Linked DNA regions of Homo sapiens: region 2 is linked to region 1. Evidence: read pairs that join two places in POLR2A ChIA-PET (ENCODE). Cell type or tissue: A673. All regions are shown on one strand. Links, peaks and the distances in the headings refer to the core of each region. The heading gives the core; the rest is flanking DNA. Region 1 has its middle 19 kb from the start of MIR3202-2. Region 2 overlaps SSR4 (signal sequence receptor subunit 4).

Evidence for each region. Peaks named below come from ENCODE experiments on the same cell type or tissue, not always from the same donor. Only the 100,000 strongest peaks of a DNase experiment are listed, where the experiment ranks them.
Region 2: POLR2A ChIA-PET joins it to region 1 with 6 read pairs; 4 of 35 experiments call an interaction of 5 or more read pairs at or near these places.

Annotation. Positions count from the first base shown.
Region 1 is chrX:153,991,969-154,008,800 of GRCh38, reverse strand. No RefSeq gene overlaps it. Among named protein-coding and RNA genes, the nearest start is that of MIR3202-2, 19 kb to the right of the region's middle. RefSeq lists enhancers at 6,384-6,433, 6,386-6,530, 8,076-8,576 and a cis regulatory region at 6,453-6,463. In A673, for the core only: no CTCF peak of the experiment used is centred there; a DNase peak (open chromatin) is centred at 6,480; H3K27ac peaks cover 810 bases.
Region 2 is chrX:153,795,005-153,800,383 of GRCh38, reverse strand. SSR4 (signal sequence receptor subunit 4) reads right to left here. Exons shown (of 6, transcript NM_006280.3): 2 at 3,832-3,950; 3 at 2,852-2,926; 4 at 2,570-2,659; 5 at 2,248-2,313; 6 at 1,885-2,055. The coding sequence ends at 1,951. Among named protein-coding and RNA genes, the nearest start is that of SSR4, 3.0 kb to the right of the region's middle. In A673, for the core only: no CTCF peak of the experiment used is centred there; no DNase peak of the experiment used is centred there.

The DNA of each region.
Region 1 (16,832 bases), core at 5,233-7,732:
AATTCAGTGAGACTGCTGGTTCCGCTCAGGCCCCTTTGCTGAACCATGGTGTGAAAGTGCCTCCAGGCAGAAACTCAGGGTACTTGTAAGGCTCACCTTCTTTGTTTTCTCTCTGGTCACAGCCCTGCACAGCCTATTGTCCGATATCTAAAAATAGTTGCCCAGTGTTTTAGGTGTTTACAACTGGCATCAGTTATTCCACTGTGGCCAGAATTGCAAGTTTCTCCTCTTTTCTGAGGACTTCTTCACTCATAATGTCACCCGACATGATCAATTTCTTCCTTGCTTCTGGATCTATTTCTTTTCTTTTTTTTTTTTTTTTTGAGACAGAGTCACTCTGTCACCCAGGCTGGAGTGCAGCAGCATGATCTCAGCTCCCTGCAACCTCTGCCTCCCGGGTTCAAGCAATTCTCCTGCCTCAGCCTCCTGAGTAGCTGGAACTACAGGCATGTGTCACCAAGCCCAGCTAATGTTTGTATTTTTAGTAGAGACGGGGTTTCCCCATGTTGGCCAGGCTGGTCTCGAACTCCTGACCTCAGGTGATCCGCTCACCTCGGCCTCCCAAAATGCTGGGATTACAGGCGTGAGCCACTGCGCCCGGCCTCTGGATCTATTTTCATCAAACATGTCCTGGTAGCTTCCGTTCTTGAAGAATAAAAATAAAAACTCATTTGACCCAACACCCCCTCCAACCACAACCCTAATTCTCTGTTCCTCTTTGTAGCTAAACTTTTCAGAATCCTTGTCTGTTTTCTCACTTGCCCATTCCCTGTGCAGTCCCTCTTCCTCTGCTTCTACCCCTGCCACTCCATCCAATCAGCGTTCATCCAGAACACCAGGGATCTCCGTGTTGTCAAATCCATCCAGTCCTCTTGGACTTTCTCTCGCCGGTGCCTACTCCCCCACCAACCGCTTGTCTCTTGTGACCTCTGTGACGCTGAAGTCTGTGTTCTTTCTCAGCGTGCGTGGGCTCTCTCTACCCAGCCTCTACAAGGTGTGAGTCCCTCCAGACACGCCTCTGCGCCTTCTTAGCTGCCTGCACTCATTCCCGACGGTGATCTTCCTCATTCTCACGGCTCTATCATGTCCATTCCCAAACGGCAGCGCCTCCGTCATGCTCTCTCTCCTGAGGTTTTGGCCTTCTGATTTTTCTCACAGGCACCGTAAACTTAGATGGCCAAGCAGACTTGGGATTCCCTTTCACCATGAGCTTCCCACCTCAGCGTGTGGGACTAGTTCCAGCGCCCACCCAGCTGCCCACACCAGAGCCTCAGGAGTTAGGCTTTTCTGAAAGACTTTGTTAGGGAGGTATAAGTTAAAGGTAGAAAAGTACACAAACCGTACTCGTACAGCCCAATGACTGTTTTATATGTACACGGCCATGTGGCAGCCACCACATAGACCCACATATGAATCTGCTCCAGTTATCTCTTGCTAGGTACCAAGCCACCCCAAGATGTACGGGCTGAAAATAATGGCAATGTTTGTTTTGCTCGCGAGCCTGTGCTCTGTGAGGTCTCAGTTGGCAGAGCTCACCCGCTGCAGTCGGTTAGCCGGGGCAGCCCGATGGCCACGAGCTGGAACCACCCAGCGGCTCCTTCGTGTCCAGCGGAGGACGCTGCCGGGGTGAGGACACCTCCATGTGCCTGTGAGGCTGGGTTCTCCGGGGAGCATCTCAAGCTAGAAAGCCCAGCGGAGGCCACGTCATCTGATGGCCTGGCCTGGGGATCAGGTGCTGCCACTTCCCCGGCAGCCTGCTCACTAGACGCAAGCCTCTGAGGCCAGTGTATGCAAGGGGAGAGGCGCTGTGGGCCGCCTTTTTTGATGAGAGTAGCACCAGAGAACATCCAAACCTGGCTTTAAACACATAGATAGTTTTGCATGTTCTGGAATTTCATGTCAATGAGATTGTGTCGTGATTTAGTTTGGATGTGTGTCCCTGCCCCAATCTCCAGTGCTGGAGGCGGGGCCTGGTGGGAAGTGACTGGGTCATGGGGGCAGATTTCTCATGAATGCTTCCGCGCCATCCCTGGGTGCTGTTCTCATGATAGTTGTTTAACAGTGTGTGCTACCTCCACTGTCCGGCTCTTGCTCCCGCTGTGGCCATCTGATGTGCCTGCTCCCCCTTTGCCTCCCGCCATGATTGGAAGCTTCCTGAGGCTTCCCCAAAAGCAGATGCAGCCATGCTTCCTGTACAGCCTGCAGAACCGTGAGCCCATTGAACCTCCTTTCTATATAAATTGCCCGGTCTTGGCTATTTCTGTACAGCAGTGTGAGAATGGATTAACACACGTGGTACGAACTCGCGTCTGCCTGCTATTGCTCTGCACTGTTGTTCTGTTGCAGCCGTGAGTAGCGCTAAGCGATTGCTTTGCCTTCCCAGGTAGCGTTCCATTGTAAGAATGGGCCGCATTTGACTCTTTCTACTCTTGGGCGTTTGGATTGAGTTTGGGGCTGGCATAAAGCTGTTATGAACATTTCCGAATCTGTCTTGCTGCACATACACACTCATTTCTCTTGGGTGTTGTACACATCTGTATACACATGTTGGAACATCTGATCAGGGAGACCTGATGGGAGCTGGCAGTGCTGCGATGGCCCCACACCAGGACTCACAGTGCACAAATGCCTACTGCGTCCCCTCCGCCTTCCAGATCCCAGTTCCGGCCAGTTTTTGTATTTTTTGTAGAGATGGGGTCTTGCCATGTTGCCCAGGCTGGTCTCGAATTCCTGGGCTCACACGATCCACCCACCTCAGCCTCCCAGGTAGCTGGGACTGCAGGCGTGAGCCCCCACGCCTGGCCTGGTGGGTTCATTCTCGATTGTGTTGATGGTTTGGCAGATATAACTTTCAAACTGTTCACTTTAAATGTGCAGTTTATTTTATGTCAATTATACCTCAATAAAGCTGTTTTTGGCCAGGCACAGTGGCTCACGCCTGTAATCTCAGCACTTTGGGAGGCCGAGGCAGGCAGATCATTAGGTCAGGAGATCGAGACCATCCTGGCTAACATGGTGAAACCCTGTCTCTACTAAAAATACAAAAAATTAGCCAGGCGTGGTGGCGGGCACCTGTAGTCCCAGCTACTTGGGAGGCTGAGGCAGGAGAATGGCGTGAACCCAGGAGATGGAGCTTGCAGTGAGTCAAGATGGCACCAGTGCACTCCAGCCTGGGCGACAGAGTGAGACTCTGTCAAAAAAAAAAAAAAAAAAAAAAAAGCTGTTTTTAAGAAATAAAATGGGCCAGGCGCAGTGGCTCACGCCTGTAATCCCAGCACTTCGGAAGGCCGAGGCGGGTGGATCACGAGGTCAGGAGATCAAGACCATCCTGGCTAACATGGTGAAACCCCATCTCTACTAAAAATACAAAAAGTTAGCCGGGCGTGGTGGCGGGCACCTGTAGTCCCAGCTACTCGGGAGGCTGAGGCAGGAGAATGGCGTGAACCCGGGAGGCGGAGCTTGCAGTGAGCGGCGATCACGCCACTGCACTCCAGCCTGGGCAACAGGGCAAGACTCCATCTCAAAAATAAAATAAAATAAAATAAAATGCAGCCGGGCACGGTGGCTCATTCCTGTAATCCCAGGACTTTGGGAGGCTGAGGTGAGAAGATCACTTGAGGTGAGGAGTTTGAGACCAGCCTGGCCAACATGGTAAAACCCTGTCTCTAGTGAAAATACAAAAATTAGTGGGGTATGATGGTGCACGCCTATAATCCCAGCTACTCAGGAGGCTGAGGCAGGGGAATCACTTGAATCCGGGAGATGGAGGTTGCAGTGAGCTGAGATCACGCCATTGCACTCCAGCCTGGGCAGCAGAGTGAGACTCTGTCAAAAAAGAAAGAAAGAGAGAAAGGAAGGAAGGAAGGAAAGAAAGGAAGAAAGAAAGAATGTCTCTTTGAGGCAGCATATTGATTGATTGGTTTTATTTTCCCTCTACGCCAGCCCGGCAATCTTTGTGTGTTTATCCATTTTCATTTTAATGGATTTGCCAATATGGCTGTATGTGAGATCTTTTATTGTGATAAAATATATACAACATAATATTCATCTGTTTAACTATTTATAAGTGTACAACTCGGGGGCATGGGCTTTGTTTCTTCACCCTCAACATCCTCCTCCTCCTCCTCCACACCATTAGACCCTGACCCCCGCCACCCTCCTGCTCTGGCTGTGTGTGAGGACCAGCTTACCATTTGTTCTCTGTTGTCCCATCTGTCGTTGGTTACTTTCTTTCTCTTTTTTTGCCTTTTCTCAGTGTCACTTTTCATTATTACTCCAGCAGTTACCCTAGGGATTGAGTCTGCGGTGCAGTGGCTCAAGCAACGCCAGAGCCTCCCAGCAGCGAGACTGTGTTTCCGCCGGGCCTCGGGTGCTCTTGTTTTCGTATATTTTAAATCCCAAAGGACACTATTAGTGTTGGTCTAAACAGCCCATTTTTTACCTTTCTAGTGCGTTCCATGCCTTCCTGCAGATCTGTTTTTCCACGTTAGATCTCGCTCTCTCTCTCTCTCTCAAATTACTTTATTTCTTGGCAGAAAATAGGGTCAAGAAAATAACAAGTGGATAACATCATCTCAATAGGAGACATTGAAGAATACGAGTGAACACCCATTCTCAGCTCCGTTCTGATCCGGACTTATTCCTACAAACATGCCACAAACCCTCTCTGGGTCCCAGCACATAGAAGGCAGTGTATTTTGAGTGAAGTTTGAAATAACAGTATGTGTCTCTTTCATGTGTTTATTGAGACAGGATCTCATTATGTTGCCCAGGCTGGAGTGCAATGGCGTGATCATAGCTCACTGCAGCCTTGTTCTCCTGCCCACAGCCCCCGCTTTAGCCTCTCGAGTACCTGGGACCTCAGGTGCATGTCACCATGCCCAGCTAATTATTTTTATTTTTAGTACAGACAGGGTCTCGCTAGGTTGCCAAGGCTGGTCTCAAGCCCCTGAGCTGAAGCGATCCTCCTTCCTCAGCCCCCCCAAAGTACTGGGATTACAGCTGAGCCGCTGTGCCCAGCTATCCTGGGCTTTTTAACAGCTGTGTTAAGACATCTACCTCACACGCCACAAGGTTCAGTTGTTTGAAGTGTGCAACTCCGTGTTTTTAATAGATTTACAGACTTGTGCAACCAGCACTCTATTTGAGCATATTTTCATCATTCCAAAAAGAAACACTGGCCAGGCGTGGTGGCTCACACCTGTCATCCCAGCACTTTGGGAGGCCGAGGTGGGTGGATCACCTGAGGTCAGGAGTTTGAGACCAACCTGGCCAACACGATGAAACCCCATCTCTACTAAAAATACAAAAATTGCCCAGTCATCGTGGTGGGCGCCTGTAGTCCCAGCTACTCAGGAGGCAGAGGCAGGAGAATTGCTGGAACCCAGGAGGCAGAGGTTGCAGTGAGCCGAGATCATGCCACTGCACTCCAGCCTGGGTGACAGAGCGAGACTCCATCTCAAAAAAACAAAATAAAACAAAACAAAACAAAACAAAAACAAAGAAAAAAAAACACCATACCTTTTAATAGTCACTACCCATTTCTTCCCCATTTTCCCTTCCAGCTGAGGCAGTCACTCATCTCCTTTCTGTCTCTATAGATTCACCTACTCTGAACACTCCATATAAATGGGATAATACTCATGGGATCTTTCGTGTCTGGCTTCTTTCACTTAGCATTATGATTTTGGGGTTCATCTGTGTTGTAGCATGTCTCAGCACGTGATTCTTTTTTTTTTTCTGAGACAGGGCCTCATTCTGTCACCCAGGCTGGAGTGCAGTGGTGTGATCTCAGCTCACGGCAACCTCCGCCTCCCCGGTTCAAGCAATTCTCCTGCCTCAGCCTCCCGAGTAGCTGGGATTACAGGTGTCCACCACCATGCCCGACCAATTTTTGTATTTTAGTAGAGATGGGGTTTCACCATGTTGGCCAGGCTGGTCTCGAACTCCTGACCTCAAGTGATCCACCCGCCTTGGCCTCCCAAAGTGATGGGATGACAGGCGAGAGCCCCCGCGCCCATGCTGGGTTTTCTGTGTATTTTGCCCACATGCGTCCCTTGGCTTTTCTCTCAGTTGAGTTTATGATCCACACTCGGTTCCACTCGTGATGTTTGGTTGGGTTTTTTACTAAAGATCTCCCCAAGAGCCATGCCTGTGGCAACCCCCAGCAAGTGCTTGTGAGCGGAAGCTGGTTTCACCCTGTCAGCGGGAGGGGAGAGACAGGGGACAGGCTGGCAGAGGGACCGGAACCTGTGGTTTCTGAGGGACAGGGCAGCACAGAGACGCCACTCACCTAGTGAGAGGCTGGAGGAGCGGGCAGACTTCTCGCTACCGCCTTCACGGCGGAGCAGCTGCCACCCGATCGCAAATGTAACAGAAATGGCCTCACCCATGCTTTTCTGGGAGAGAAGGAAAGTCAGTGAATGAACAACTCCCTCTTGGGTTGGGTTTTCTGCTGAGTCACTGCCTTAATGGCTACCAGAGACAACTGACACCCCCTCGCTAGGCCGGTTTCTAAGGCAACCATTGAGCAAGGTGGCCAGTGCCAACCAGCCTGGAATCAGAAGAGACGCCCATACCCGGCCACCATGTTGCCTTTTTTATTTCTCTCCAGAATTTTTAGAGCCTATTTTTTAAAAAGAAAAACAAAACAAGCTTTTCCTTTTAAAAAATACCCTCTCAAAAAAAAAAAAAAAAAAAAAATCCAAACAGTACAGACACGTACGAAGTAAGAAAATCTCCTTCTCAGTCTCCCAGCCTCCAGTCCCCTGGCTAACACTAGCTGTGGCCACCAGTCCCTGGTTTAAGTCCCCTCTACTCACGCTTCTCTCATGATTCCACGCCTCGCCAGTTTCACTTAACAAGACAAATCGAGAGTGTTCCCTGGACACAGATGTCCCTGACTTTTGTCCTTTTTTAGAGCTGTATGAATGTACTCCATGTCATTTATTTCGCCAGCCTCCCCAAAGGGTCAGTTCGGTTGTTCCAGTTTCTGTGTGTGTGTGTTTTTGCACTTAGGCAAGATCTTTAGGCGAGATCTCTATGAGCAGCAGTCAGGATCTGGCTCTGTCACTCAGGCTGGAGTGCAGTGGTGCGATCATGGCTCACTGCAACCTCGACCTCCCAGGTTCAAGTGATCCTCCCATCTCAGCCTCCCGAGGAGCTGGGACTACAGATGTGTGCCACCACGCCCGGCTAATTTTTTATTTTTCTGTAGAGATGGGGTCTCACTATGTTGCCCAGGCTGGTCTCAAACTCCTGACCTCAGGTGATCCACCTGCCTCGACCTCCCAAAGTGCTGGGATTACAGGCGTGAGCCACCACGCCCGGCTGAAATGACCCTTTTAAATAAATGTTGGGTTAAGGAGGAAATTAAAATTTTAAAATAGTAAATATAACTTTATGGCAATACATTTGAAAAGTCTAGATTAACTGAATGACTTTCTGTGAAAAATAGAAATCTTCAGAGTTGTCTCAAGAAGTAGTAAAACTGCGCCAAGCACAGTGGCTCACGCCTGTAATCCCAGCACTTTGGGAGGCCGAGGCAGGCAGATCACTTGAGGTCAAGAGTTTGAGACCACCCTGGCCAACACGGTGAAACCACGTCTCTACTTACAAAATACAAAATATTAGCTGGGCGTGGTGGCGCGCACCTGTAGTCCCAGCTATCCGGGAAGCTGAACCCGGGAGGTGGAGGTTGCAATGAGCCGAGATCGTGCCACTGCACTCCAGCATGGGTGACAGAGCGAGACTCCGTCTCAAAAAATAAATGAATAAAGAAGTAGTAGGCCAGGCGCCATGGATCACGAGGTCAGGAGTTCAAGACCAGCCTGGCCAAGATGGTGAAACCCCGTCACTACTAAAAATCCAAAAATTAGCCGGGCATGGTGGTGGGCACCTGTAATCCCAGCTACGTGGGAGGGTGAAGCAGAGAATTGCTTGAACCCAAGAGGCGGAGGTTGCAGGGAGCTGAGATGGTGCCACTGCACTCCAGCCTGGGCGACAGAGCAAGACTCCATCTCAAAAAAAAAAAAAAAAAAGCCGGGCGTGGTGGCTCACGCCTTTAATCCCAGCACTTTGAGAGGCCGAGGCAGGGGGACTACCTGAGGTTGGGAGTTCAAGACCAGCCTGACCAACGTGGAGAAACCCCGTCTCTACTAAAAATACAACATTAGCCAGGCGTGGTGGCGCGTGCCCGTAATCCCAGCTACTTGGGAGGCTGAGGCAGGAGAATCACTTGAACCTGGGAGGCAGAGGTTGCGGTGAGCAGAGATCGCGCCATTGCACTCCAGCCTGGGTGACAGAGCAAAACTCTGTCAAAAAAAAAAGAAGTACTAAAACTGAATAGACCATGAGTCACATGTGAAAAGGAATTGCTAGGTGCTAAGCTTCTAAAGGGTCCCTCTAGGTCCCCAGGCTGCTCCATGTGACAGGCACAACCCATCCCCAGTGTAGAACAAATTCTTCTTGCCTTTCATAAGGAGAGGTGTTTGCATAAGATGGAGAGCCGAGTAAGCCCAAGTACAGCAAGAATCGAGTTTTCCCAGCCCCGAGAGGCCCTGGTTGGCTGCAGCCTGATGAGGTGCTAGGTGTGGCCGTCTGGCTTCCCACCCTGTTCTGCGTCTCTGGCTAATTAAACTAAGAACCAAATATGGTCTGTATTTCTACCCATCTGCAGCCACCAGGTGCTAAAAGGGATTCCCAGCTGCCCTGTCTATGGAGCAGCCATTCTTTTATTCCTCTATCTTCCTAATAAACTTGCTTTCACTTTACTGTAAAAAATAAAAACAAAAAACAAAAAGGGATTCCCCACCCCCGCCCCGTTTTCCCAATTTCAGCTGTTGGCTGTAGACTCCCCAAAATCACCACCAGAAAAACCTGTTGTTCAGGCAAAGCTGAGTTTATTGGACTCACTGCAAAGAGGAAGAACACTCCCCCGACAGAGCCGGCCTCAGATCACCAGGGAGGAAAGGAGGAGAGAAAATGCCCGAAGTCCGAGCCGGCGTGGGGAGGGCCGGGTGGGAAGCATGGTCAGCCTTGGACGGCTGGGTGCAGTCTCGGGCCGGGCTCTGCGAGTCTCATCTTTCAGGAGCATGGGTGTGTTGGTCCTGCAAGCGAATTGACTTGTGCTAGTTCTCAGGATTGTGTGGCAGAGCAACAGGTCCCAGAACTGTTTATCACGGGGATAGGAAGGCACCTCGCTCCCGGCATTGTTGAACACAGGGCTAGGAAACAATGCTGGGTTCAGGCTTCCCAACCAAGATCCCCAGCGGACAACAAAAGGAGGACAAAAGCCACTGCCCATTCCCACTCCCCTACGAGCCCACCAAGATCACCTGTTGCTAAAGTCATTGCTGCCTGCAGTAAGGGAGACTGCAACCTTGCCCATGCCTGAGAAGTTTCTGGAAGGGTGAGGTTAAGGTTCATGTTGGAAAATAAGTACCCTTGGGTTTAAGAACCAGAATGATGCCAGAGCGTGGTGCACACCTGCAGTCCAGCATTGTGGGAGGCCAAGGTAGATGGATTGCGTGAGCTCAGGAGTTCAAGACCAACCTGGGCAACACAGGGAGACCTAATCTCTACAAATAGTAATTAAAAAATTAGCTTGTGCACTTCAAAAAAAAAAAATTAAGGGTAGGCCGGGAGTCGTGGCTCATGCCTGTAATCCCAGCACTTTGGGAGGCCGAGGCAGGTGGATCAGCTGAGGTCAGGAGTTTGAGACCAACCTGGCCAACATGAAGAAACCCTGTCTCTACTAAAAATACAAAAATTAGCCAGGCGTGGTGGTGCACGCCTGTAGTCCCAGCTTCTCGGGAGGCTGAGGTGGGAGGATCGCTTAAGCCCAGGAAGTTGAGGCTGCAGTGAGTCTAGATCTCATCAGTGCACTCCAGCCTGGGTGACAGAGTGAGACCCTGTCTTAAAAAAAAAAAAAAAAAAAAAAAAAGAAAGAAAAGAAAAGACAACCAGGCCGGGCGTGTTGGCTCATGCCTGTAATCCCAACACTTTGGAAGGCTGAAGCGGGCAGATCACAAGGTCAAGAGATCAAGACCATCCTGGCCAACATGGTGAAACCCCGTCTCTACTAAAAATACAAAAATTAGCTGGGTGTGGTGGTGCAAGCCTGTAGTCCCAGCTATTTGGGAGGCTGAGGCAGGAGAATCACTTGAACCCGGGAGGCAGAGGTTGCAGTGAGCCGAGTTTGTGCCACTGCACTCCAGCCTGGCAACAGAGCGAGACTCTGTCTAAAAAAAAAGAAAAAGAAAAGAAAAGAAAAAAGAACCAGAATAAGACTAATTACAAGCAACCTGACTGAAACATGATGGACTCGGGCCCCACGTCTTAAGGGGGATTTGGCACAACTCAATGGGGTGGGGGCGGGCACAGTCGCTGGGAAAATAAAACCATTTATTGCATGTACTTCCAAGTACATGCAAGAAATGAGACTTACTACAAAGACTGGTTACAGGAGTGATGTCTGACAGTAAAATCAGACAAGAGCAAAGCAAATGACACCCAGTCTCAGATAGGCCCAGTGAAGACAGCCAGAATCTCCTGACTCAAACCTGCCCAGCAGACCAGAGGACGTTTCAGTGGTGCAATCAAGTGATTTACAAAGAATGAGAACTTTGCTTCATCCTTCCAACACGTATTCCTTGTGCGCCACGTCCGGCTAACTTTTTCAATTGCATTGGCCAATTTAACATTGGGAAACGGGAAGAAACAGTGGTGATCCTGGGAATATTGTCTCATTCTTGACTAATGAAAATGCTGTGGTGTTTCACCATTAAGCACAGTACTGTTTGTGGCTTCATACAATCAGCTCATGAAGCTGTCATCTCTGCAGATTTCACTTTTTTTTTTTTTTTTTGAGATGGAGTTTCACTCTTGCGGCCCAGGCTGGAGTGCAGTGGAACCATCTTGGCTTACGGCAACCTCCGCCTCCCAGGTTCAAGCGATTCTCCTGCCTCAGCCTCCCAGACAGCTGGGATTACAGGGGCCCGCCACCACACCTGGCTCATTTTTTGCGTTTTTAGTAGAGATGGGGTTTCACCATGTTGGCCAGGCTGGTCTCAAACTCTTGACCTCAGGTGATCCACGTGCCGTGGGCTCAAGTGATTCCCCTGCCTCAGCCTCAGGTAGCTGGGATTACGGGTGCCCACTACCACGCCCGGATAATTTTTGCAGTTTTACTACAGACAGGGTTTCACCATGTTGGTCAGGCTGGTCTCGAACTCCTGACCTCAGGTGATCCACCTGCCTCGGCCTCCCAAAGTGCTGGGATTACAGGGGTGAGCCACCACAGCTGGCCTTTTTCTACTTAGGAAGCTGACGTGGGAGGGTTGACTGGGCCCAGGAGGATGAGGCTGCATGAGCTGTGGTCATGCCACCGCACTCTAGCCTGGGTGACAGAGTGAGGTCCTGTCTCAAAAAAAGAAAATTTTAGTGGGCAAAAGATCTGAATAGACATGGCCAACAGGTCTATGAAAAAATGCTCCACATCACTCACCATCAGGGAAACACAAGTCAAAAGCACCACGAGATATCATCTCACCCCAGTTAAAATGGCTTTTAACAAAAAGATGTTTAAAAAAATAACAAATGCTGACAAGGATGCAGGGAAATGGGAACCTCGTACGCTGTTGGTGTGAATGTAAAGTAGCACAGACAGTACGGAGAACAGTATAGTCCAAAAACTACAAACACAACTACCGTATTAGCCAGCAATTTCACTACTTGGTATATATTTAAAGGTATATATTTAAATTTGAAATCACCATGTCAAAGAGATACCTGCACTCCCGTGTTCATTGCAGCACTATTCACAACAGGTAAGAGATGGAATCAACCTAAGAGTTTATCAATGGGTGAATGGATAAAGAAAGTGTGATATCTGTACACAACGGAATCCCATTCAGCCATAAAAGAGAAGGAAATCCTGTCATTTGCAACAAAATAGGTGAAACTGGGGAACACTATGTTAAATGAAATAAGCCAGGTACAAAAAGACAAATACCACACAACCTCACTGATATGTAGAAAATAAAAAAGCTGAACTCATAAAGGGGCTGCAGGGTGGTGGGTGGGGAGGGAAGGATGAGGAGATGTTGGCCAAGGGATTCAAAATTCCAATTAGGAGGAATTCCAATTAGTTCAAGAGATTTGTTGTACATCATCGTGACTATGGTTAATAACAATATGTTGTGTACATTTGGTTATAGTTTATTCACTTCTTTGCTTTTTTTAAGAGTCAGGTGTGAACCCTGAATATCTGAGAGAGGTCTCAGTGAATTTAGAAAGTTTGTTTTGCCAAGGTTGAGGATGGTCCTGACGACATGTGCCCGAGGTGGTCAGAGCACAGCTTGGTTTTATACATTTTAGGGAGACATGAGACATCAGTCAACATATGTAAGATGAACATTGGCTTGGTCCAGAAAGGGACAACTTGAAGTGGGGAGGGGGCTTCCAGGTCATGGGTAGATAAGAGACCAATGATTGTGTTGTTTTGAGTTTCTCATGAGCCTCTCCAAAGGAAGCAATCCAATAAGCATTTATCTCAGTGAACAGAGGAGTGGCCTTGAATAGAGTGGGAGGCAGGTTGGCCCTAAGCAGTTCCCAGCTTGAGTTTTCCCTTTAGCTGAGTGATTTGGGGGCCCCAAGATTTATTTTCCTTTCACACAGGTCTCCCTCTGTCACCCAGGCTGGAGTGCAGTGGTGTGATCATGGCTCACCGCAGCCTCAGACTCCTAGGCCCAAGCAATTCTCCCTCAGCCTCCGAGTAGCTAGGACCACAGGCTCGCACCACCATCCCCACCTAACTTTTGTATTTTTTTTTAGAGACAGACTCACCATGTTACCTAGGCTGGCCTCAAACTCCTGGGCTCAAGCAATCCTCCCACCTCAGCCTCCCACAGTGCTGGGATTACAGGCATGAGCCACCGCGCCCAGCCTGGATATTCATGCCTTGATCTGCTTTTGGATGATATTAGCTAATGTTTTTATTTTAGAAATGCCTACCAGTGTTTAACAGCAGTATCGATACTTTTCCGTGTGTGCATGTGTGTGTGTGTCAAGTCTGCAACCAGATTCAGTGAGTCACCCAGGAGTACCTACTGTGTGCCAGACACCGCTGTGGACTCAGAGCGGAGAAGCAAGCAGGACCCACAAGAGTCTGTCTTTGTGACACTAACATTCTCCTGGGGGACAAAGGTTATTCTGGCTTCATAAAGCACATCTGGAAACTTTACTTTCTTTGAAACCCTGGAATTACCTCTTTTTTTTTTTTGAGACGGAGTCTCGCTCTGTCGCCCAGGCTGGAGTGCAGTGGCGCCATCTCGGCTCACTGCAAGCTCCGCCTCCCGGGTTCACTCCATTCTCCTGCCTCAGCCTCCCCAGTAGCTGGGACTACAGGCGCCCGCCACCGCGCCCGGCTAATGTTTTGTGTTTTTAGTAGACACGGGGTTTCACCGCGTTAGCCAGGATGGTCTCGATCTCCTGATCTCGTGATCCGTCCACCTCGGCCTCCTGAAGTGCTTGGATGACAGGCGTGAGCCACTGCGCCTCGCTGGAATTACCTGTCTCTTAAAGGCCAGGAATAATTCACTGGAGGATTCACTAGGCCTGGGCTGTCTGATAGCCACCATTTCTTCTCTGCTCAGCTGCTGGTGGGGTGCCCCTACTTCTCAAGCCGCCCCACTGTGGAAATGAAACTGTTCCTTAAAACCCTGAAGGCCAGGCACAGTGGCTTAGGCCTGGAATCCTAGTACTTTGGGAGGTTGAGACGGGTGGATCGCTTGAGCCCAGGAGTTCCTGACCAGCCTGGGCAACATGGGGAGACCCCGTCTCTATGAAAAGTGACATAATTACATAATTAGCTGGGCATGGGGCCGTGCGCCTGTAGTCCCAGTTATTCAGGGGGTTGAAGTGGGAGGATCACCTGAGCCCGGAGGTCCGTGGTGCAGTGAGCCGAGATCGCGCCACTGCATTCCAGCCTGGGAGAAAGGGTGAGACCCTGTCTCAAACACACACACACACACACACACACATGCACACACACACACACACACGCACACATGCACACATGCACACACACACACATGCACACACACACACATGCACACACACACACATGCACACACACACACACGCACACATGCACACACGCACACACGCACACACACACACACACACACACATGCACACACACACACACACACACACACCCCCAAACCTCTGCAGCCCACAGCAGTGTCCACGTCTTCTCACCTGGAGCCAGCAAGTCCAGGAGTGAAGACATGATGAGAGGCCCCTACAGTCACTCAGGATCTGGTGACATGAGGGCCAGACCCCTGCCCAAACCCTGAATGCACCTTGCTTGGGGTTAAAATGGTTCAAGAGCAAAGGGCCCACTTCCCCGTCCCCCTCCTCCAGCACTTGCCACCCCCACCCAATGCTCTCTCCTCCAACCACCCTCCCTGCCTTCTCCTGCCCCTCTTCTGCCCCCGTCTCTGGTTCTCCCCACTGAGGCATAGGAAGAGATGCCCATTTCTCATGGGGAAATGCAAGATAAAATCGCACCCAGAATGACTGTCACTGAAGACTGGTCGCAGGGAGCACTGGTGAGGAGGCGGAGTGCATGAAAGGTTCGCACGCGGCCAGCAGGAGTGTGAAATGGCACAGCCACTTTGAATCACTGTTCAGCAGTTTCTTATCAACTTAAAAACTTCTTTGCAGCAAGATGATCCTCAGTTTGAATCACAAAATAGAAATAAACATTTTAAAAAAGAAAACTGCAAGCCGGGCACGGTGGCTCACGCCTCTAATCCCAGCACTTTGGGAGGCCGAGGCGGGCGGATCACAAGGTCAGGAGATCGAGACCATCCTGGCTAACGCGGTGAAACCCCGTCTCTACTAAAAATACAAAAAATTAGCCGGGCGTGGTGGCGGGCGCCTATAGTCCCAGCTACTTGGGAGGCTGAGGCAGGAGAATCCCTCAAACCCGTGAGGCGGAGCTTGCAGTGAGCCCAGATTGTGCCACTGCACTCCAGTCTGGGCGACAGAGCCAGACTCTGTCTCAAAAAAAAAAAAAAAAAAAAGAAAAAAAAAAGAAACCTCCCTCTACGATGCTTCATGTGCCTATTTCTCCCTAGAGTTCTGTCAACTTTTGCTTAAGATATGTAGAGCCTATTTTAACATCATTCCTAAACTGTTTTTGTTTTGTCCCAAAGCCTATTTTGTCTGATGTTAATATAGCCATGGCAGCTTGCTTTTGGTAGTAACTGCCTAGCATTCATTCTTTCACATGTAATATTTCCATGGACATATGTTTGAGGTGTGTCTCTAGTAAACAGCATATGCTGGAAGTGGGGGTTTCCATCCAATCTGACAATCTCCGGAATCTCTGACAATTCCCAATCTGAAGTCCTCGGCAGGGGGCTACATCTGCTGTTTGTTATGTCTGTCCCAGCAGAAGCCCCCCCAGCGGGGCCGGCTCGGCAACCTGCACATCTCGGCTCCGTGTGGGTGCTGCGGGCTGAGCTTCTCCACCTGTTGGGGTTGCATCCTATACAGAGCCAGCGGGGAAGGCAGCCTGTCTGGACGGCGAGATGGAGAGCTTCAAGCAGCAGGGGTGGAAGTTCAGATGCTGAGGGCCGGGTGCAGTGGCCTCCCTGTGTCCACATTTGACCTGTGGCACACCTGAAGGGTGGTTTCCAGGGGCTGCAGGAGGGGGACTGGGGAGTTAGCATTTAATGGGGATAGAGTTTCAGTTTAGAAGGATGAAAAGAGTTCCGGAGATGGACGATGATGTTGGTTGCACCATATTACGAATGTAGGTAACACCACTGAACTAACTAACCACAAAACTGGTTAACATGGTACATTTTATGTTATTATGTATTTTACCCCAATAAAAAACATCGGGCCAGGCACAGTGGCCTGTAATCTTGGCAACTCGGGAGGCTGAGGTGGGAGGATGGCTTGAGCCCAGGACAACTGGACAACATAGCAAGACCCTGCCTCTACAAAAAAAAAAAAAAAAAAAGAAAGAAAGAAAAAGGAAAGAAAAAAGAAGAAAAATTAGCTGAGCATGATGGTGAGCACCTATACTCCTAGCTACCCAGGAGGCTGGGATGGGAGGATCACTTAAGCCCAGGAGGTTGAGGCTGCAGTGAGCTGTGATCCTACCACTGCACTCCAGCCTGGGTGACAGAGCCAGACTCAGTTTCTAAAAAAATTTTAAAAATGAAAAAAATTGAAAAAAATATATTTTCAATTGAAATTTGGATCCCAAGTCACAGCGGTCATGGTGCAAGAGCTTCCTGGAATGAGTGAGGAGCAGCTCCAGGCAAAGTCCAAAGCCCCAGGGCAAAGCCCACCGCAGCCACTTCCTACTGCTGTGAACTTGGCCATTCAACTTCTCTAAACTGACTTTCGTCCACAGTAAGCCCTCGATCGCTGCTAGCCAGCATGGCCCGAGACAGCGGTGGTGAGGGAGTGGCTCTGCAGAATTACCCATACCAGATTTTATGAGGTCGACCTAAAGGAACACACTGAGGTAAAATTAATACAAGGAGAGTGTATTTGGGCCAAATTTGAGGATTGCAACCTGGGAAACACATCCAAACTAAGTTTTGGTAGGTATTCTGAGTTGAGGTGGTTACAAGCAGATATTAAGGACAAAATGAGGAGGCTGGGCCCCGTGGCTCATGTGTGCCATCCCAGCAATTGGGGAGGCTGAGGCAGGAGGATCACTGGAGCCCAGGGGTTCAAGACCAGCCTGGGCAACATGGTGAGACTCCATCTCTACAAGAAATAAATAAGTAGAGGCCAGGCGC
Region 2 (5,379 bases), core at 252-2,751, 200 kb after region 1:
GCCCCAGCCACCCGCCCTGCACAGGCTGCTGAGTCTCCTCTGGAATCTAGAAACTGCATCTGCTGGCAAAGCTGGTGTGGCCCCTCAGCCCCAACGCTCCTGCTGCACTGTCCTGGGGTGAGCGCCCAGCTCTTCCTAGAAGCCCACCTATTCTTGGCAGCCGGCCCCTCCCAACCCCCCTCCCAAGGCCTGGGGGTGGGAAGAGGGCTCCCTGCTTATATAGATGACCCCCTCCCCGAGACTCTGACAGACCCAGGTCACAGGCAGTCCTCACCTGCTCCTGACACCCCCGGCCCCTCAGTGCTGCTCTCTCTAGCCACCGAGCTGAAGTACTGAGGAGCCCCTACCTCCCAGGCAAGTTTTGGGCCTTCCCTCCTTTTCAGCCTTGGCTGAGCGCGGTGGCTCATGCCTATAATCCCAGAACTTTGGGAGGCCGAGATGGATGGATCACCTGAGGTCAGGAGTTCGAGACCAGCCTGGCCAACATAGTGAAACCCCGTCTCTACCAACAATACGAAACATTAGCCGGGTGTGGTGGCAGGTGCCTGTAATCCCAGCTACTCGGGAGGCTGAGGCAGGAGAATTGTTTGAACCTGGGAGGTGGAGGTTGCAGTGAGCTGAGATTGCGCCATTGCACTCCAGCCTGGGCAACAAGAGCGAAACTCTGTCTCAAAAACAAACAAACAAGAAAAAGGCAGCCTCTCTGGAGAATTCCATTTCTCTCCAGTAACAGCCAATGGGTGACCCAGATGTCAGGACTTTGGTGGCTGGTCCCAGTGGACTCCCTGACACCTTGGAGTAGGCACTGTCACTGCCTCGCAGCTGAGCAAACCGACTTGGGTCCCATGGCTGGGAAGGGCTCACCTGGGATTTCCACCCAGTCCCTTTGGACTCCAAGACCCTCACTGCCTCATGGGCCCTCAGTGCCACTAAGGAATACCATTAGCTGGTCAGGAGCCAGCATGTGCCAAGCTGAAAATCAGGCTGATGGGAGAGGTGCAGGATGAACTCCAGGCGTGGTGCCAGGCCGGGATGCCTGCCTGGTGTCCTGAGGGCGCGGGTGCTCTTGGGAGAGGTGTCTCTAGGAGGAAGTGATGTACCCCTCACAGGTGGGGTTTTGTTTTTTTCTTGAGACAAGGTCTCACACTCTGTCACCCGGGCTGGAGCACACTGCTGTGATCACGACTCACTGTATCCTTGACCTCTCCAGGTCAAGTAGCTGAACTACAGGCGCATGCCACCACACCCAGCTAATTTTTCTATTTTTTCTGTAGAGACAGGGTCTCACCATGTTGCCCAGGTTGGTCTCAGACTCCTGACTTCAGGTGATCCTCCCACCTCGGCCTCCCAAAGTGTGGGGATTACAGGTGTGTGCCACCACACCTGGCCATGGGTGTGTATTTTCTCAATATCCCATGAAGGCACAGCACACGGGAAGCCAGGTGGCATGGTCAGGGTGTGGAGTATGGAGGGGCCAAGCCCAGACAGCTGCACGCCGCATGGGCAGGGTGGGGGCACTTGCTGTGCCCGAAAGCAGTGCAGGGAAACCCCTCTGCGTGCGGAATGGGCCCGGGGCTTCCAACACAGGAGCTGTGATGAAGACCAGGCTGGCTGTTTCCCCATGGAGCCTGTGGGGCCACCTGGGGAGGAGGTGGCCAAGCCCACTGCCCTCACCAGAACCAGGAGAGAGTCACTGGGAAGGTGGATACAGGGTTTTGTGGGGACCAGACGGGGGGCTTCATTGGGAGGAGGGACGGGAGTTCTAGACCAAAGCCCACCCCTTTCCTGCCTGGTGCCTCTGCTGGCCAGGCAGACAAGAGGACGCTGGGCCCCCAGCTCTCCCAGTCGGGGGAAGGCACAATAACGCAAGCCAGCAGCCCCAGGTCCTGTGCAGTCCCAGGTCCTGTGATGTTTATTGAAGGAAGCAAGGGCAGGGCTGGGGTGCCGCCCTCAGGCCTGGATGTGGCTCTTCGCACTGAAGGCCAAGTAGTAGATCACAAGGCCGATCGCCGCAGCCAGCACCTCAGTGGACACCCAGGGCCCGTTCCAAGTGCCCTGAAAAAAAGGAGATCACAAGCCAGCTCAGGGGAGTACAGGTGAGCAGACCAGCCAGCCCTGGTCACCTTCCGCCAGGGGAACCAAGACATGCTGGCCAATCACGGCCCAGCAGCAGAGCTGGGGCTGTGGAGAGGATAACCTTCACTCAGCCCAACAACCCCAAAAAGGAGGAGGGACCAGGCCACTCACCCGATGGTCCACGCTGACTGTAAACAGAGGCGGGATGATGGAAATGTCCTCGTTATTCCTCTGAGCCTGCAAGGGAGGTGCAAGGGAGGTGCTGGGGTCAGGGGTGCCTGGCGTGTGGGGGTGGGGAGGGGAGGGGAAAGACAGGTAGGAACACCGGCCCAAGCCCCAGAAAAGGAAAGGAGAGAAATGGGCAAGAGACACTGAGGAAGGGACAGGATCACAGAAAGGCCACCCAGCTCAGGACTTGCTGCCAGCACCTCCCAACCCAGCCCATCCTGCTCCCCAGGGACAGGGGAGCACAGTGGGCTACAGGAGTCCTCACCTTCCTGAGGAGGCTGTAGGACTCCTCGTCGAAGAATCTAACCTCATAGGTGCCTGCGTGGGCGCTCTTGTGGTCCAGGCTCCAGGACACCTGGGTTGGGTGTTGAGCAGAGTGTGGGCAGAGTGGACACGGAGGGGCCACCCTGACCACCAGTGCCGACACTGCAGCACTCCGGCAGCCAGAGCCCACGGCCCCTGGCCCTGGTTGACCGGCCACCCCTGGGGCTTCAGGTCACACCCGGGAGCAGGGAGCCCCCTAGCAAGGGAACCATTGGCCCCTCACCTGATAACGCCCCACATCCTGGCCTCGAGTGACAGGGAATTGTTTTCCACCGACGTCAGCATAGAGAGCCATGTTCTGGGTGAGGGAACAAAGGCAGGGTCACCTTCTGCCCCCTCTGGGTGTGGGCAGAGGAGCCCTGTGCGCTGCTCACACGGCCTGCAGGTGGGCAGGCTAGGCCCAGTTGGGGGCTGCAGTGTCCCTGGCAGGAGGTACCAAGTAACACTCACCAATCCCGTGACTGGCCCTCTGCATTGGTCTTCCCTACGGGGGCACAAGGCCAGATCCCCATGGCCGGGCCTAACTGGACGCATAGGAACCCTGTTGACTGTGAGCAGGGGCGGGATGATCAAAAGGGCTGAGTGATTTCCTGAGTCTACAAGGGAGGTGCTGGGGTCAGGGGTGCCCAGTGGGCTGCCCAAGGGGTGCTTTACCCTAAGAGGGCCATACCCAAAAAAGGCCCCATTTCCTTCTTTGGACTTATGGGAACTTAGCTGGGCATGGTGGCGAGCACCTGTCATCCCAGCTACTTAGGAGACTGAGAGGAGAATCGCTTGAACCCGGGAGGTGGAGGCTGCAGTGAGCCAAGATCGTGCCAATGCACTCCAGCTGAGGCAACAGAGTGAGACCCTATCTCAAAAAAACAAACAAAAAACAAAAACAAAAACAAAACACCCACACAGACAAACTGGCCAATGGCAACCGGGGTGGGCTGACTCCTGGCCCTTTCTCCCGGTCCAGATACTCATTCAGGAAACAGCGGGTGGTGAGCCCAGGGTTACCTCGTGTAGGCACAGCACACAAAGCAGGTGAGGAAGGTGACCTGTCAACACTGGCTAGGATCTGGCATCACCGTGCCCTGATCTCTCCGGCACCCCAAGAGTTGGAATCTTGATTCTCCCTCTATCGACACAGGTCCCCCATCAACTAGCAGTGAGGAGCACCCCCCACCCGCCCTCCTGTCTGAAACCCCACTGTCTCACCTGGACCCTGTTCTTGCATGTCAGGGAGATCTCCACAATGAAGACGGTCTCAGTGGAAATGACAGCGTCAGAAGTGGTGTAGTAGGAAGGGGTGATCTGGGGCTCCAGGCAGGCCTCGGCTGCGGGGAAGAGGGAGAGATGCCTGGGTAAGGCCAGCTCGAGTATCCCGGTCTGAGGGCAGGATGGCCCGGCCCTGCCTCATAGCACGGATCAGCTGGGGACCCATGCGCTCTTCCTGCCCCTTCCAGGTGGGATATGCGAGACAGATCCAAGTGCTCGGTCACAAATGCAATGGCAACGTAGGCGGGATGGCTGTGAAGGAAGGCTGGGGAGGGGCAAGGCCGGCTTTCTGGAGGTGTGCAGGAAGAGCGAACTGGGGACAGGTGGGGGCTGGATTCACTGGACAATACATGCCAACACTTGGACCTATGACACGGAGGCCCGGGGGCCACGCCAGCCTCAATTCAGAGCCACAAACGGCCTGGACGAGTTACTGAAGGCATCCTCAGCAGAGACATCGGGGGTGGGGGCTGCAGGCAGGCAATGCACTGGGGCTTTCAAGATGAGAGAAAGGGTCTCTGCCCCCGGCCAGTTGACAGAAGGTGAAGACTGGCCCCAGCGTTTCCTGAAGAAGTAAACGGGAGAGACTCTGGTTCCAGAAGCACAACTTGTTAGCTGTGAGAGAAAGGACCTTGCCTTAGCCTTCTCCATAACCAGAGGCCCAAAGGAAAGGAAGGCTGCCGCCTACATCAGAGGGTGTGAAACAAAGGCTCCCCAAAGTGGGAATGTTCTCAGCCACCCGCTGTCCAAATGTGGTGCCCTGGCAGAACGATGGCTTCAGCAGAGGACGTCAGAGAAGGCTCTGGGTCTGGACCACAGGAGGCAGATCCCTAGGAACAGCGTGGAGGCAGTTCTCAGGGGCTAGATCCCGCCAGCCCTTCTGTGTCCTGCCTAAGTTGGGCCTGCTTCCTGTGGCGCAGGGGAGCCCCCGAAGGGTTTTATGGCCAGGCTTGTCCTCTGGATACGTCCCTGACTATAGTTCAGGGAATTCCTGAGGGGCAGATGAGGAGTGTGCGGAAAGGGAGGCCAGTTAGGCTGCCAAAACGTTGCAGGCAGCAAGGCTACTGGCCTGAAGGACGGCAGAAAAGGGAATGTGGAGAAAGCCGCCCCTGTCCAGTCCTGGCCCCCGGGCCCGGGGCTGGCTGCTGCAGCCACCTCCTAAACACACTCTGGAGTTCAGACCTCAGCCCCTCACGAATGCAAATCGACGGGACCCCTGGTCGGCTCTGCCGAAAACTCTGGTAAGGGTAAGGCAGGGCCCTCCGGAAAAGCCAGTCTTCGGCCTGGCACTCAAGGCCCTGCGCACCTTTGGCTCCCCATCTAACTCGCCCCGCTCTTGCTCCCTCTCCTCACTGAGGTCCCTTCCTAGCTTATGTGGCTCCTCCAGCCCCGTTTTTGGCCGCGATCGCTCAGCGCTACAGAGCTTCGCTCCGGTCCGACCCCGCAGGGAGCGGGAGCCGGGACATGTGTCACGTTCCGTGCTGCAGC